Linked DNA regions of Homo sapiens: region 1 is linked to region 2. The links are chromatin contacts, found by Hi-C or POLR2A ChIA-PET in ENCODE. All regions are on one chromosome and are shown on one strand. Each heading gives the region's core, a stretch centred on a gene start or an enhancer-like site at or near the end of the contact. The rest is flanking DNA. Distances are from core to core; before and after follow the strand shown. Region 1 overlaps MAOA (monoamine oxidase A). Region 2 has its middle 65 kb from the start of MAOA.

Evidence for each region. Hi-C counts contacts between places; a loop is a spot of excess contacts on that map. ChIA-PET counts read pairs that join two places held with the same protein, here RNA polymerase II (POLR2A).
Region 1: a map of endometrial microvascular endothelial cells shows a loop between it and region 2 (7-fold over the local background). The contact joins two enhancer-like sites. A Hi-C loop is called at or near these places in 1 of 168 maps with a recorded cell type or tissue (endometrial microvascular endothelial cells). POLR2A ChIA-PET finds 5 or more read pairs at or near these places in 3 of 52 experiments (A673, MCF 10A and PC-9).

Annotation. Positions count from the first base shown.
Region 1 is chrX:43,728,780-43,735,349 of GRCh38, forward strand. It overlaps MAOA (monoamine oxidase A), which reads left to right. Exons shown (of 15, transcript NM_000240.4): 7 at 2,462-2,611; 8 at 2,915-3,074; 9 at 3,920-4,016. Among named protein-coding and RNA genes, the nearest start is that of MAOA, 76 kb to the left of the region's middle. Within about 2 kb of position 1,397, at least 3 of the 41 ENCODE cell types and tissues checked have a DNase peak (open chromatin) inside an H3K27ac peak, as active enhancers do.
Region 2 is chrX:43,587,992-43,594,953 of GRCh38, forward strand. No RefSeq gene overlaps it. Among named protein-coding and RNA genes, the nearest start is that of MAOA, 65 kb to the right of the region's middle. Within about 2 kb of position 1,905, at least 3 of the 41 ENCODE cell types and tissues checked have a DNase peak (open chromatin) inside an H3K27ac peak, as active enhancers do.

The DNA of each region.
Region 1 (6,570 bases), core at 147-2,646, 140 kb after region 2:
CCACTCTTGCAATAGTAAATTCTGCCTTTTGGATTCTTAGTTTTTGCTACCCACTTGAATTTGCCCAGTTTCCATATCATTTCCTTTATTAATAAGTGAATTCATTTCGTTCATTGGCTGGACACATGGCGAAGCCAGAATCCTAATTCCCCAGACTCTGAGATTCTCTGCTTCAACCCTTTCTGTTATCCAAAGAGAATGGGTATCTCTGTTCTATAAATGTTGTGCTTGGATGGTATGAGGTTTAATTAGTAGCAGTTTACTTCTAACTTAGGTTCTCTGAGTTCCTGAATTCTGAGTGCACAGTACAAGGTATAGAGTCTTTCTCTGCCAAGTGAATTATTCTTCTCCTGAGGAGATCACCGGAAATCCCCAAGTTCTTGTGACACCAAGACTCATTGCCCATTTGACCCTTAGCCTTGACAAATGCAGGACAGTTGCATTTTTTAAATGTCTTTACCTACAGGCAGAGATGACAGATTACTCCTTTTAGCCAGTATTTTACTTTCTGAGGTATTTTGATTTACATTTGATATTTGTTTCCTTCATTCAGAGGAGCCAGGATACTTCTAGCCAAATTCTACATGACCTTTTGGAAAATATGGTTCAGATGATTAATCTCAAACCATGGTCACAATATTTTTATAAAGAACTTAGGCTTATCCTGTAATTTAATTCAACAAATACTAGACCTGGAGGGGTGGACAGTGAACAAGACAGAAACAGTTCGTGGTCTTTCCACCACACTAAAACTCAAAGTACCTCTTAGAAAACAGACCAGATTATAAGTTAAATGGTCTGGGTTTCTTGAGGAAAGACAAATCATGAATTTAGGTCTGAACCACTCTGGGAATTTTTTTTCCTTTTTTTAATTTAATTTTTGAGACAGAGTCTTGCTTTGTTGCCTAGCCTGGTCTCCAACTCCTGGGCTCAAGCAGTCCTTCCGCCTCAGCCTCTCAAAGTGCTAAGATCACAGGCATGAGCCACCATGCCTAGCCAGGAATATTTTTTATAAAGAACTTTGGTGTTGTTATTAAAACAGTAGCCAGTTACAAAAGTGCAAAAATCACTGCGTGGCTGCTTATGCAGTTTTCTGGAGGAGTATGATTGAGGAATCTGTTAGGAATCTTCTGGCTGGGCGCGGTGGCTCACACCTGTAATCCCAGCACTTTTGGAGGCCAAGGAGGGTGGATCACCTGAGGACAGGAGTTTGAGACCAGCCTGGCTAACATGATGAAACCCCATTTCTGCTAAAAATACAAAAATTAGCCAGGTGTCATGGCACGCACCTGTAATCCCAGCTACTCGGGAGGCCAAGGCAAGAGAATCACTTGAACCCAGGAGGCGGAAGTTACAGTGAGCCAAGATTGCGCCATTGCATGCCAGCTTGGGCAATAAGAGTGAAACTCCGTCTCAAAAAAAAAAAAAAAAAAAGAATCTTCTATAATAGGCTAAAAATATCCTTCTGGTTCTTACCAAAAGCATTGTGTTAAGGACTTACCTTCTTAGATTAAGCTGGAAACATTTCCATGGTGATCGTAGCAGAAGGCAGAGGGTAGAGCACTTCTGGTCTTATAAGGGCCGCTCAAGAGAACTATTTAACAATATCTAAAGGAGCAAGCAGATGCTTAGCCTTCACCCTCTGCCTCTGCCTTGAAGCTTCCAGATAGTTTTGCAAAAAGTTACTCAAGATCTGATATTCCGAATCTTTTTTTTTTTTTTTTTTTTTTGAGACGGAGTCTAGCTCTGTTGCCCACGCTGGAGTGCAGTGGTGCAATCTCGGCTCACTGCAACCTCCGCCTCCTGGGTTCAAGTGGTTCTCCTGCCTCAGCCTCCCGAATAGCTGGGATTACAGGCACGTGCCACCACGCCTGGCTAATTTTTGTAATTTTAGTACAGCCACAGCACCCGGCCCTTCTTCCCATTCTTAGAACATCATTTGGTGGTGACTAGTAGGACTAGTAGGACGTGACTATCCCTAAAAGCACCCTGTAACTTTGTCTATAATATGGCTCTATCTGCATCCTTACCTGCCTGGACAACCTCAGCCCAGAACACAGGAATCAAAGGAAATTAGAAACTTCATCCTCTGGAATAAGCCCTGTGCCTGCCCCTTCTCAGGGCTCCCTCCACACCCTGCACTCTTTGACATTTGAAGCCCACAGACTTGCTGATATTCCCCTTGGTCAGGGCAGCATTGGCATAGTGGAACATTTCTTCGGGTTCTGTGATTTTTATAAACTTGTAATGGCTTTTCTTTGCCAGAAGCTGTGCAGGGAATGATCATTGAATTGTCTTGGTCAACTCTGCCTCTGTCCTAATGAAGTCTTCTGACAGTTAAGTGTGCAGACGTTAGAGGTGTGGCCTGTGACTTTCTGGAGGTTTTCTAATCAGTAGCCAGTAGGATTTTCCTTCCTTGGGCTTTCATAATGTTTCCTTTCTTACCTACCTCCTCCTGTAGGAACGGAAGTTTGTAGGTGGATCTGGTCAAGTGAGCGAACGGATAATGGACCTCCTCGGAGACCAAGTGAAGCTGAACCATCCTGTCACTCACGTTGACCAGTCAAGTGACAACATCATCATAGAGACGCTGAACCATGAACATTATGAGGTAACTCAGTTTAGTCAAAAGGAGCATATAGTAAATAGGCCTTGTGTCTTTTGCAGTTTCTAACCAGATATAATTCAAGCAGTAGCATAATTAATGCTGACATGTTTCCGCCTCAGTCTTCCAAATTACCAGCCTTGGTTGACCTACCTTGATCTGTTTTGTTGCCTCACAGTTGCCTCATTTTCTCATTTTGTATGTTTTTACTGCTCAATGTTGTTTAGAAGTGATAAAGATGATTTTTCACGCCTGCCACAAAGACTGCAGCTCACATTTGAGGTAATATTTTGCTTGTGTGTGTTTTAGTGCAAATACGTAATTAATGCGATCCCTCCGACCTTGACTGCCAAGATTCACTTCAGACCAGAGCTTCCAGCAGAGAGAAACCAGTTAATTCAGCGGCTTCCAATGGGAGCTGTCATTAAGTGCATGATGTATTACAAGGAGGCCTTCTGGAAGAAGAAGGGTAGGCTGCTATTATTCATGTTTAAACTGTATTATATGAAGAAATCACAGTCTTTTAGGATTATTGAACAGAAGGTATTGAACAGAAACAAAGTATTTTCAAACTGGTAGAAAAAGGATTAGAAATCTTGGTCTGTCAATTTCCTCATATCCTTGGCCACACATAATGACCCCAAGAGCACTTGTTGGCAATGGGAGGGAAGAAGGAGATCACATCAGTCATAAGGCCACCATTGCCCTGACTCCTGGCATCTGTCCTGCTTCTTACTTTTTATGAGCAGAGTGAGGTCAACAGGCACCATGGAAAGAGCACTGCGTTGAAGTTACACATTCCGGGACTTCGCTTGCTTGCTAGCATCAGTCTGTAGCTGTAAAGTGGTGACAGTAATACCTACCACTACGGTGTTGTGAGAATTAAATGAGGCAGGATCTTGGACTTAGAAAGCTGCCCAGATATGGTGGCTACTGTTGATAAGCATTCTGGTTATACTCATCGGATTCCCTCCTCCCACCTCTTCCCTGGATTGGGTCATTCCCTCCAATGCAGCCCTTCTCTTTCCTCATGTATGCTAGGAGCCAGGGTTATCTTACCATTTTTGTCATGCATTGGCTGGTCATAAGCCCTTTATGTAAAGGTGATGGAGATGGGTCATTTTCTGTCTGTGGGTGAATAGACATCCTTATATATTCAGTGTGTGTATTTAACAAGACATGTAGGGTTGGGGCCAAGACCAAGAGTTTAAGTTTTTACTTCCTCTTAAAAAATAGTTTATATATATTTATGTGTGTATGGGTGTCTCTGATGAGCTTGATCTCGATCTCCCATTGATTTTTCTCCTGGTTAAGATTACTGTGGCTGCATGATCATTGAAGATGAAGATGCTCCAATTTCAATAACCTTGGATGACACCAAGCCAGATGGGTCACTGCCTGCCATCATGGGGTAGGTTAGAGCAGGGTGTTCTGCATTTTCCAAATTGTGTTGATGTATTGGTGTGGATGCTGTCAAAGTATATTACTTTGGAATTAAGTTCAAGCAATGATGAATAATGCTATCAAAATATATAATGTTTCCATGTGTTAAAATATTGCAGTAATGTTTCGTATGTAGCACAAGAATACTGGGAAACTTTACTAAAATTGACACCATTTTGAACTTGTACCCATGTATGTCTTTCTCTCATACAAAGCTTACGTGTTGAGGATGGAGTGAAAAAAAGCAGCTAGACAGGCAGTATGGTAGCCACCCCTGCCTACAGGCAGAATGTCCACAGCCATTCTGAAATGAGAACTAACCGCTTTATTCTATAAAAACATTCTAAATGTGGGGTTTCTCGGTTTTATCCTTTTCTCCATTCCAGATATCTGCTACATAGCAAATGTTAGTTGTTACCCTGAGATATAAGACAGCTGACCAATTAGGAGGCCCAGTTCAGAATTGAGCCAGGCCTTGATTGGATGGCATGGCAGTTTTTCTGGTGGGTCACTCTAGTTATCCTTCACCAGTGGTGCTTCACTTAACCTCTAAAGTGTGCGGATGACCCAGGGCCTGGTTCTGTGTAGGGAAAATGAGAGCTTTTCCCCTCTCTTCTCATTCCGGCACATAGCTGTCCTACTCGTTGGGGGCTGGGGAGTCCAGAGAAGGAAGTGGTGTCCCCACAAATGAATTGCTAAGGAGTTCCACAGCCTCCCTCTTGCCTGCCTTTTGGCCTCCTCAAAAACTATACAAATAAAAGGCGATTTATTCTACCACACTGTAACAAAAGAACATAGCTTCAGTAGCAATCAAGTGACTTTTAGAGACCAGTGGTCTCCCCTTTACCCCTAGGAAATGCATAGCTCTTGCTCAGAGGGAAAGGTGAACTCATGCACATCATGTCATTGAAGGAAAATTACAAAGGCAAAAGGAGCAGACCCACATCCCAGGGAAGTTAGAAAGCAGGTTGTGCTGCTGGTTACTAATGAGACATTTTATAACCACTTCTCTCATTGTAACATATAAGAACACCAGCCTCCCTGAGAAAGGCAGGTGCTTACAACATAATGACTGTTGGAATAACACATCCTCTTCATCTCTAACCCTATTGGGCAGAAGAGGATATAGGTTGTTTGGGTAGTTTGACATCATCTTCTATATGCCAGAGAAAAGCAGGAGGTTCAGGTACAGGTTTCAGGAGAATGTCGGTTAAGACAAATCCAACTATGAATGGAAGAGCAATTGATATTTTTCTTGCCCTGGGAGTTAGATATAGTGATGTCTTCTGCTGTTTTTGGGCTTTCTTTTTTTTTTTTTTTTTTTGGAAGTGGAACTCAATATTTTAATGATTTTACTTAAGATAAATAGTATAAAAGGAAAATGTTAAACGGTTGTGTTCTGTGGACAGTGGGGCTAAAACAAATATAAAATAATAATAATTGGTTATAGAGGACCAAGTACAGAAGATGAGAGTTTCCTTGGAAACTGGGGAATACCAAAATAATCTGTTTCTTAACTTGGCGATGTAGTCTTAAAAATTAAAGCTACCATTTATTGAGCATTGGTTGTGGGTGCAAGTTTTTATGTGTACAATGCTTTTGGGCTTTCTTCAGCTTTATTATTAACTAGGTTAGGGCTCAAATAACCTTCCAGGTGTTAATGGAGTTATTTAGGCAATTCTTAGAAAGTGATATTCTAATCTCTTTCATCTTGACACTTGCCTCCACCCTGCTCTTTGCTGATGGCCACAGCCACGAAAACCTTGAAGATAGGGGTGGTAATTGCCCAGCACTGTGTTTGTAATAAACTTTTGGAAACTAGAAAGGACCTTGTACTTTAGAACTGTGAAATGTTTCCAACACAAAGCCAGCATGTTTAATTTCCTCAATAAAACACCAAAGTAAGTTAAAGCTTATTTATCCATAGTTGGGATTAGATCAAAGAGATTATTTCATTCATGACTTGAGATTTGACAGAAATAACCAACACTAACTGCCCTTTGGGAAGGGAACTGTAAAAAGTATACAAGACAAGTTGACTAAAAATGTTTTCAGATAAATCATTTAATCTTTTATCAGATATTGATGATTAAAAAAAACTATATACATCTAAACTTACTGATTCTTGCATAAACCCAGAATCTAACTAAAATAATTAATAACAAGCTATAACTTGAGGTGTTAAATCATGCAAAATTATGACTATATCCCATAAAGTTCAATAGTTCAGATTTCCTAAATAGTCCACAGCTTTCTCTGAAATACTATTCTCTACATTAACATACATCTTTGCTTCTCAAAGTGATCTCAAATAACAGCCCTAAAGGAACTGCCAATCCAATTTGAGGAACACTTTAATTTGTGGGTAGGGAGAGGAGGAAATATCTGTTTTTTGCACTGATCTACCTGTCCTTTTGGTCTTGAATAAAAGAAATACAAATTTAAAAATTTTTTAATGGAAAAATAATTTCATTGTCCTTTAGCTCATTTGGATTTTTGAAAGCTTTCTAATAATAGTATAA
Region 2 (6,962 bases), core at 655-3,154:
ACCAACTAACCTATTGACCACCAATCTTAGCTCAACAGGCTAAAACCACCAAGGACAAACCTATAGTTCAACAAGGTCAGGTTTATTGACCCATTGCAATAAGGAAGACTGGACAACAGAGGAGTGTTAGAGAGCAACTCTCCCCAAAGGACAAGGTGGTTATTTGAGGGTTTGAGAGAAGACAGTATAGGTAAGTAATGGGCTCAAGGAAAAGCAGACCAATGTGTAAGGGAGTCAGCATCAAAACCAGTCTGCAAAGTAGTCACAAGCTCCTGTGTCCTTGAAGATTACAAAGTTAAGATAGATGTGGAACACTGTATTCTGTAACCACTTTTCTGCACCTGGGTTAAAATGCCAGGCTGATTCTCTCTGTCACAGCAACTCAGAAACTCTAGGCAAGAGTGGGTGATTGGTTTTTTGTTCTTGCGATAGTTTACTGAGAATGATGGTTTCCAATTTCATCCATGTCCCTACAAAGGACATGAACTCATCATTTTTTATGGCTGCATAGTATTCCATGGTGTATATGTGCCACATTTTCTTAATCCAGTCTATCATTGTTGGGCATTTGGGTTGGTTCCAAGTCTTTGCTATTGTGAATAGTGCCGCAATAAACATACGTGTGCATGTGTCTTTATAGCAGCATGATTTATAGTCCTTTGGGTATATACCCAGTAATGGGATGGCTGGGTCAAATGGTATTTCTAGTTCTAGATCCCTGAGGAATCGCCACACTGACTTCCACAATGGTTGAACTAGTTTACAGTCCCACCAACAGTGTAAAAGTGTTCCTATTTCTCCACATCCTCTCCAGCACCTGTTGTTTCCTGACTTTTTAATGATTGCCATTCTAACTGGTGTGAGATGATATCTCATAGTGGTTTTGATTTGCATTTCTCTGATGGCCAGTGATGATGAGCATTTCTTCATGTGTTTTTTGGCTGCATAAATGTCTTCTTTTGAGAAGTGTCTGTTCATGTCCTTCGCCCACTTTTTGATGGGGTTGTTTGTTTTTTTCTTGTAAATTTGTTTGAGTACACCGCATATTCTCACTCATAGGTGGGAATTGAACAATGAGATCACATGGACACAGGAAGGGGAATATCACACTCTGGGGACTGTGGTGGGGTCGGGGGAGGGGGGAGGGATAGCATTGGGAGATATACCTAATGCTAGATGACACGTTAGTGGGTGCAGCGCACCAGCATGGCACATGTATACATATGTAACTAACCTGCACAATGTGCACATGTACCCTAAAACTTAGAGTATAATAACAAAAAAAAAACATTAAAAAAAAAAAAAAAAAAACTAAAAGGTCTTTGATGTCATTCCCCCAACACACACATATCCAAAGAAAAAAGTAAGGGGTCAAATATATAATATCATGTTCAAAATAAATTACTGTTATTATTGTTAAAAAAAAAAAAAAGAGTGGGTGATTTAATGTTACTCTTCTAATTTTAAACACTTAAGTTTCTGATAGTCTATGATTTTGGAGAACACATTTCTCAGTAAAAACACAATAGTTAAAGAAGGAGGTGCTTATGACATATACAGCTGCAGTGACCTGAAAACATATTCCTTCCTGATAATGTACAGCTGGCTTTATTTGTATCGGTGATTGTACCAACTTGATGAATAGCAAGGCAGATTTTTACCTTCTGAATGTAAGCTAATTTTTACTATATCACATTCAAGCAGGGCCTTTCCAGTGCTCCTCATTTGTTTGCCAAATGTTTTTAAAAAAATGAAGTATTTGCCAACTCTCATTAGGTCTAAGTTCTAACAGTACTGCAAGCAGGAAAACCTGAGGTCGTTAGTGCTTTGCAAATGAGGAAACCCAGGATAAAAAGCTTACTTGAGTCCTAACCGTATTGGAAAGGCAAACTCATATGTAAACAAAAGTTACACTAGGGAAAAGTTATAAAGGTAACTGATTGAGCAAGAGTCTAGAAAAGGGAGGGGTAGTCAGAATAGAACAGAACTAGATGTTCTAGTTATATTACAACAGAAAAACCTTTCCAGTGAAAACAACTGGAGTTAAAATAGTTAACCCTTTGCTGACAATGAGAAGCCCTTTATTATTGCCTCTTTCTCGGTTTCATTAAACAAAGAAAGCTCCACACTGTTAGATTAATTTTGGCCAAATGATTTCAGAGCCAAAGACAAACAACATTTAAAAGTCCCTGACATTGAAATATGATTAAAATGTGAGACCATTTCTAGAGAGGAGTTAGCACACAAAGACTCCCCGGAACATGAAGGGCAGTGCTGATGTAACTTAGGCTGGTTTTGAGTTAATACCAAAAACTTGCTTGGCTAGAAAAAAATAAGCAGTCTCATTTCAACTTGGCCACTTACTAACTCTGTATCCTTGAGAAATTGCACATCTAAAGCTTCAGTTATTTAAGCCATAGAGCACAGATCACTCACTGATGAGTGATAATCAGACCACAGATGCTTAACAACGAAGTGAGAACAAAAATGGGAAAACTGTGAGATATGAAGCACTGTACCATGTAAAATATTATTGCTGATGAGCCAAGATTCTGGTCTATTTGAGGCAAGTGTTAAATCCAAGAAGAAAGCCAGGGAACACCAATTTCAAGATAAGTCCTACTATGACAGAAATAATCCAGTGGTGGACCCCTAAAATTTCCCTCTTAGCTCTCTGAGTACATAGTAGGAAATCACTTTTAGAAGTTTTTAGGGTGTTTTCTGAAAAATCCTCTTGATTAAGCTCACAGCTCCAACACTTTAAATTAATTGTACTCAGAAGAGAATTGGCATATGAGGGAACAAAAAACAGAAGCCAACAAGAATGTAAAGCCTTGTGCTATGGTTGCCTCATACAGTGATAGTCTCTAAAAAACAAAGTACCTCAAAGAAAATTGTAATGTCTTGTTTCTCATCTGGCCCAAGTGGTTGTGTTAGTCAAGCAGAGCTGTCTAGTTTATTTACTTATTTATTTATTTTTTGAGATGGAGTCTCATTCTGTCACCCAGGCTGGAGTGCAGTGGCGCAATCTCGGCTCATTGCAACCTCTGCCTCCCAGGTTCCAGCGATTCTCCTGCCTCAGCCTCCTGAGTAGCTGGGACTACAGGTCCCCGCCACCAGGCCCAGCTAATTTTTGAATTTTTAGTAGAGACAGGGTTTCACCATGTTGGCCAGGCTGGTCTCCAACTCCTGACCTCAGTTGATCTGCACATCTCGGCCTCCCAAAGTGCTGGGATTACAGGCATGAGCCACCACGCCCGGCTGGGAGAACTGTGTAGTTTAGAACTGAACGGCAAATATCAGAGTTAGATGTAGAAACTTAATCTCATTTAAGAATAAAATAGTGGCCGGGCGCGGTGGCTCACGCTTGTAATCCCAGCACTTTGGGAGGCCGAGGCGGGCGGATCACGAGGTCAGGAGATCGAGACCATCCTGGCTAACACGGTGAAACCCCGTCTCTACTAAAAATACAAAAAAAATAGCCGGGCGTGATGGTGGGCGCCTGTAGTCCCAGCTACTCGGGAGGCTGAGGCAGGAGAATGGCGTGAACCCGGGAGGCGGAGCTTGCAGTGAGCCGAGATTGCGCCACTGCACTCCCGCCTGGGCCACAGAGCGAGACTCCGTCTCAAAAAAAAAAAAAAAAAAAAAAAAAAGAATAAAATAGTTTGGAGTAAGATAAAGCAAAAAGCATTTAAGTGTTCTTTCTGCTAAATTATTCTACTAGTACTTTCTTCCAGTTATTTGCTACAATTTCCATGCATTGACTATACTGCAAAATTCACGTGTTTCATCTTGACCAAGGACAAAGTAAAATCAGCTCTTTGCTCTCACAGTTAACAAACCACTTGTTACTCAACCGGACTGTCAAGAGTTGTCAAGAAATGAAAACAGCAAACTAGAAAAAGGCTAACTAGAGGAAGAACTATTGTGCCTAATGAAAAGATCAAAGCAATTGAGAATGAAGGAGCACCTACCTTTATGACATTCAGAAAACATAAATGGTGTTTGGCTACCCTCTTTATATAAACTGACCTTCTGACTGGCTGGTTGAATACTGACTCACTTTTGACCTTATCAAACAGGTGCTCCCTTTTAATTTTTGTTCTGTGTGTCTGTGTGTGTGTGTGTGTGTGTGTGTGTGTGTGTGTGGTGGTGGTGGTGTTGTTGTTGTTGCTGTTGTTTTTTTGAGATGGAGTTTCATTCTTTTGCTCAGGCTGGAGTGAGGTGGCACGATCTCGACTCACTGCAACCTCCGCCCTCCATGTTCAAGTGATTCTCCTGCCTCAGCCTCCCAAGTAGCTGGGATTACAGGCACCCGCCACCACTCCTGGCTAATTTTTGTATTTTTAGTAGGGATGGGGTTTCACCATGTTGGCCAGGCTAGTCTTGAACTCCTGACCTCAGGTGATCCACCCACCTCAGCCTCCCAAAGTGCTAGGATTACAGGCGTGAACCACTGCGCATGGCCCTTTTTAACTTTTGGCTCAGAGGTATTCCTATTGGAAAATCAGAGCCATTAAAAGCCTAATGTAGGACAAACTAATTAAATTCTAATAAAGTTTGTGGTTTATATCACAATGTTTATACCAAAGTTTATTTCTTAGTTTTGAGAAATGCACCACGGTATGTAAGATGTTCACATTAAGGGTAGCCAGGTAAAGGGTACACAGGAACTCTCTGTATTTTGTTTGTAACCCTTCTCTAAATCTAAAATTATTTCAAAATAAAAGCTTATTAACCAAAAAAGTCTACTGTATTCTCAGCATTGTGCTCCACAAGGTGATGGCTAGCCTCCAAGAGCTGGATGTATTCTTGCTCTGTCAGCTATTCAGCCTCTACAGTCAATTCAGCAATATAAGGGAATTTTCCAGGCAGCATCCAGTACAGACTTCTTTGATGAAGAGGAGAAACATCTCTAAAAACAGAGCTTTGTTCACGATGGGAAAGAACGTGGGACTCTGCAAGACTTGTTACTACCTGCCTGTCTCACTTCCACCCCTAGGGCCACTGGATTCTGGAGTCCATCTAAAGGGCCTCAGGAGGACTATAACTGTCAGGGAAAACTTTCACTACTGGAAAGCTTGTTAGCACTTTCCTCTTGCAAATGATCCTTCCAAGAAAGCTCATCTTCTACTTCATTGGCATGTGGGACAAATGTTGAAGTTTAATTTGTAGGCAGGGAGTTCTCCATCGACACACACTGTGGCACTCTGCTTTGATGGCTAGAGTGCCTGCTTAGGCAAACCTAGTGGTGCTGAGCAACATCCTTGACACCTTTGTATTGAGGCATTCCTGCTAAGGATTCATTATGATGTCGTAACAAGAAGATCCCTGTAAAAGACTTTGGTGGGTATTTTACTTGGTGGGAGTATTTTGTGCTAGATGGCCTTTTGCTAGTTGTTTCCTTACAGATGATAGATTATTTACTCTCTATTGGAAGGTTCCTGCCTCTAGTTTGAGATGTATTAAAGCTAACATTTTCTACTCCCCTTCCTCAATAAATTCTTCAGCCTTTCTTGATGTTTAAAGGAGCATTAAAGCCTCTAGGCTAAGCTTTATTTATTTGCAAGCTCCATTACTAAGCCATCCGTGTGACTCAGTGAAAGCCTTTTATTGAAAAAGTAAACATCTTAAACCAAATCAATCACTTGCTTTTTCTCAGTCTATCAAAAACTTCATATCATTTTTTTGTCCATCAGATATAGGTGAAAGAAAGATAATAAAAAGATATGTTGAATGGGGGCTGTGGATGGGAAGTAGAACAAGCTAATATTTTGTAGCATTCCCTATAAGATTCAAGGAGCATTGGGAATATAATGAGAAATGAGCTTCCTTCCTTCATGGAGCTTACCTGCTCATAGAGGAGGGAAATAAAAATCGATCAAACATAGACATTGATAAAGTAAATGTAAATTGTCATAGATGCTATGCAGCAGACAAATAAGGGGCTGAGACAGGGAATATGGTGGAAGGAAGGGGATCTCTACCTGGAATGAGTTGTCAGAGGAGGCTTCTCTGGGAAAATGATTTGAGCTGAGACCTAACGAAGGAAACAACCAAACCCATAAAGATTGGAAGAAGCAATATATGTAAATCCCTGGGGTGGGAAAGCTGCTAGTGAAAACTGGTGGGGTTGAAGCCCACTGAGCGAGGGGAAAATGGTCCAAGATTGGGCTGGAGAGATGAGCAGGGGCCAAGTGATTCAGGGCCTCATAGGTCATGGGAAGTAGGTTGGGTTTTTTTCCAGGTATAGAGGGAAGCCATGGAAAAGCTGTAAGCTAGGAAGTGACATGATCTGTCTAAGACTTTAAGAAGATTACTTTTGCTGCTATTTGACATGATGTACTAAAGCAGATCAAGAGGGGAGCTGGAAGGCCAGTTTGAAGCTGTTGCACTGCTCCGTACCTGGATGAGGAAGATGCCAATGGAGAATGGTGAAAGTGGGCAGATTCAGGATATGTCTTGGAGAAAGAAACTACTAAACACTTCCATGGATTAGATGTATGAAGTGAGGGAAAGGAAGGAGACTAAAATAACTACTAAGTATGACTTAAATGACAGGACTTGATTGTAAGGGCTGTCATTACAAAGTAAGGTTTTAAAAATAGGATTTTCTTTTTACAAAAGATAATAATCTCAATTTTTAAAAGTAAAGGTTGGTGTCTTTGGTTTTTAAACTTTTATGTGTATTAGAAGCCATTGTAGACTTGTTTTCTTTGCTTAAGATATAGATGCTTAGGCTTCTACTCCAGCCCTACTGAATCCAACTGGGAAGACATAGGGCCCAGGCATCTGCTCTTATAACAAGCTGTGAAGAGTTCTGATGTAGTTTGAGACCCACTGGTTTAAAGAGAAAAACGTGAGATGCACAGACACAACAATTTGTTTAAAGAATGGGCCGGGCACAGTGGCTCATACCTGTAATCCCAGCACTTTGGGAGGCCGCGGCGGGTGGATCATCT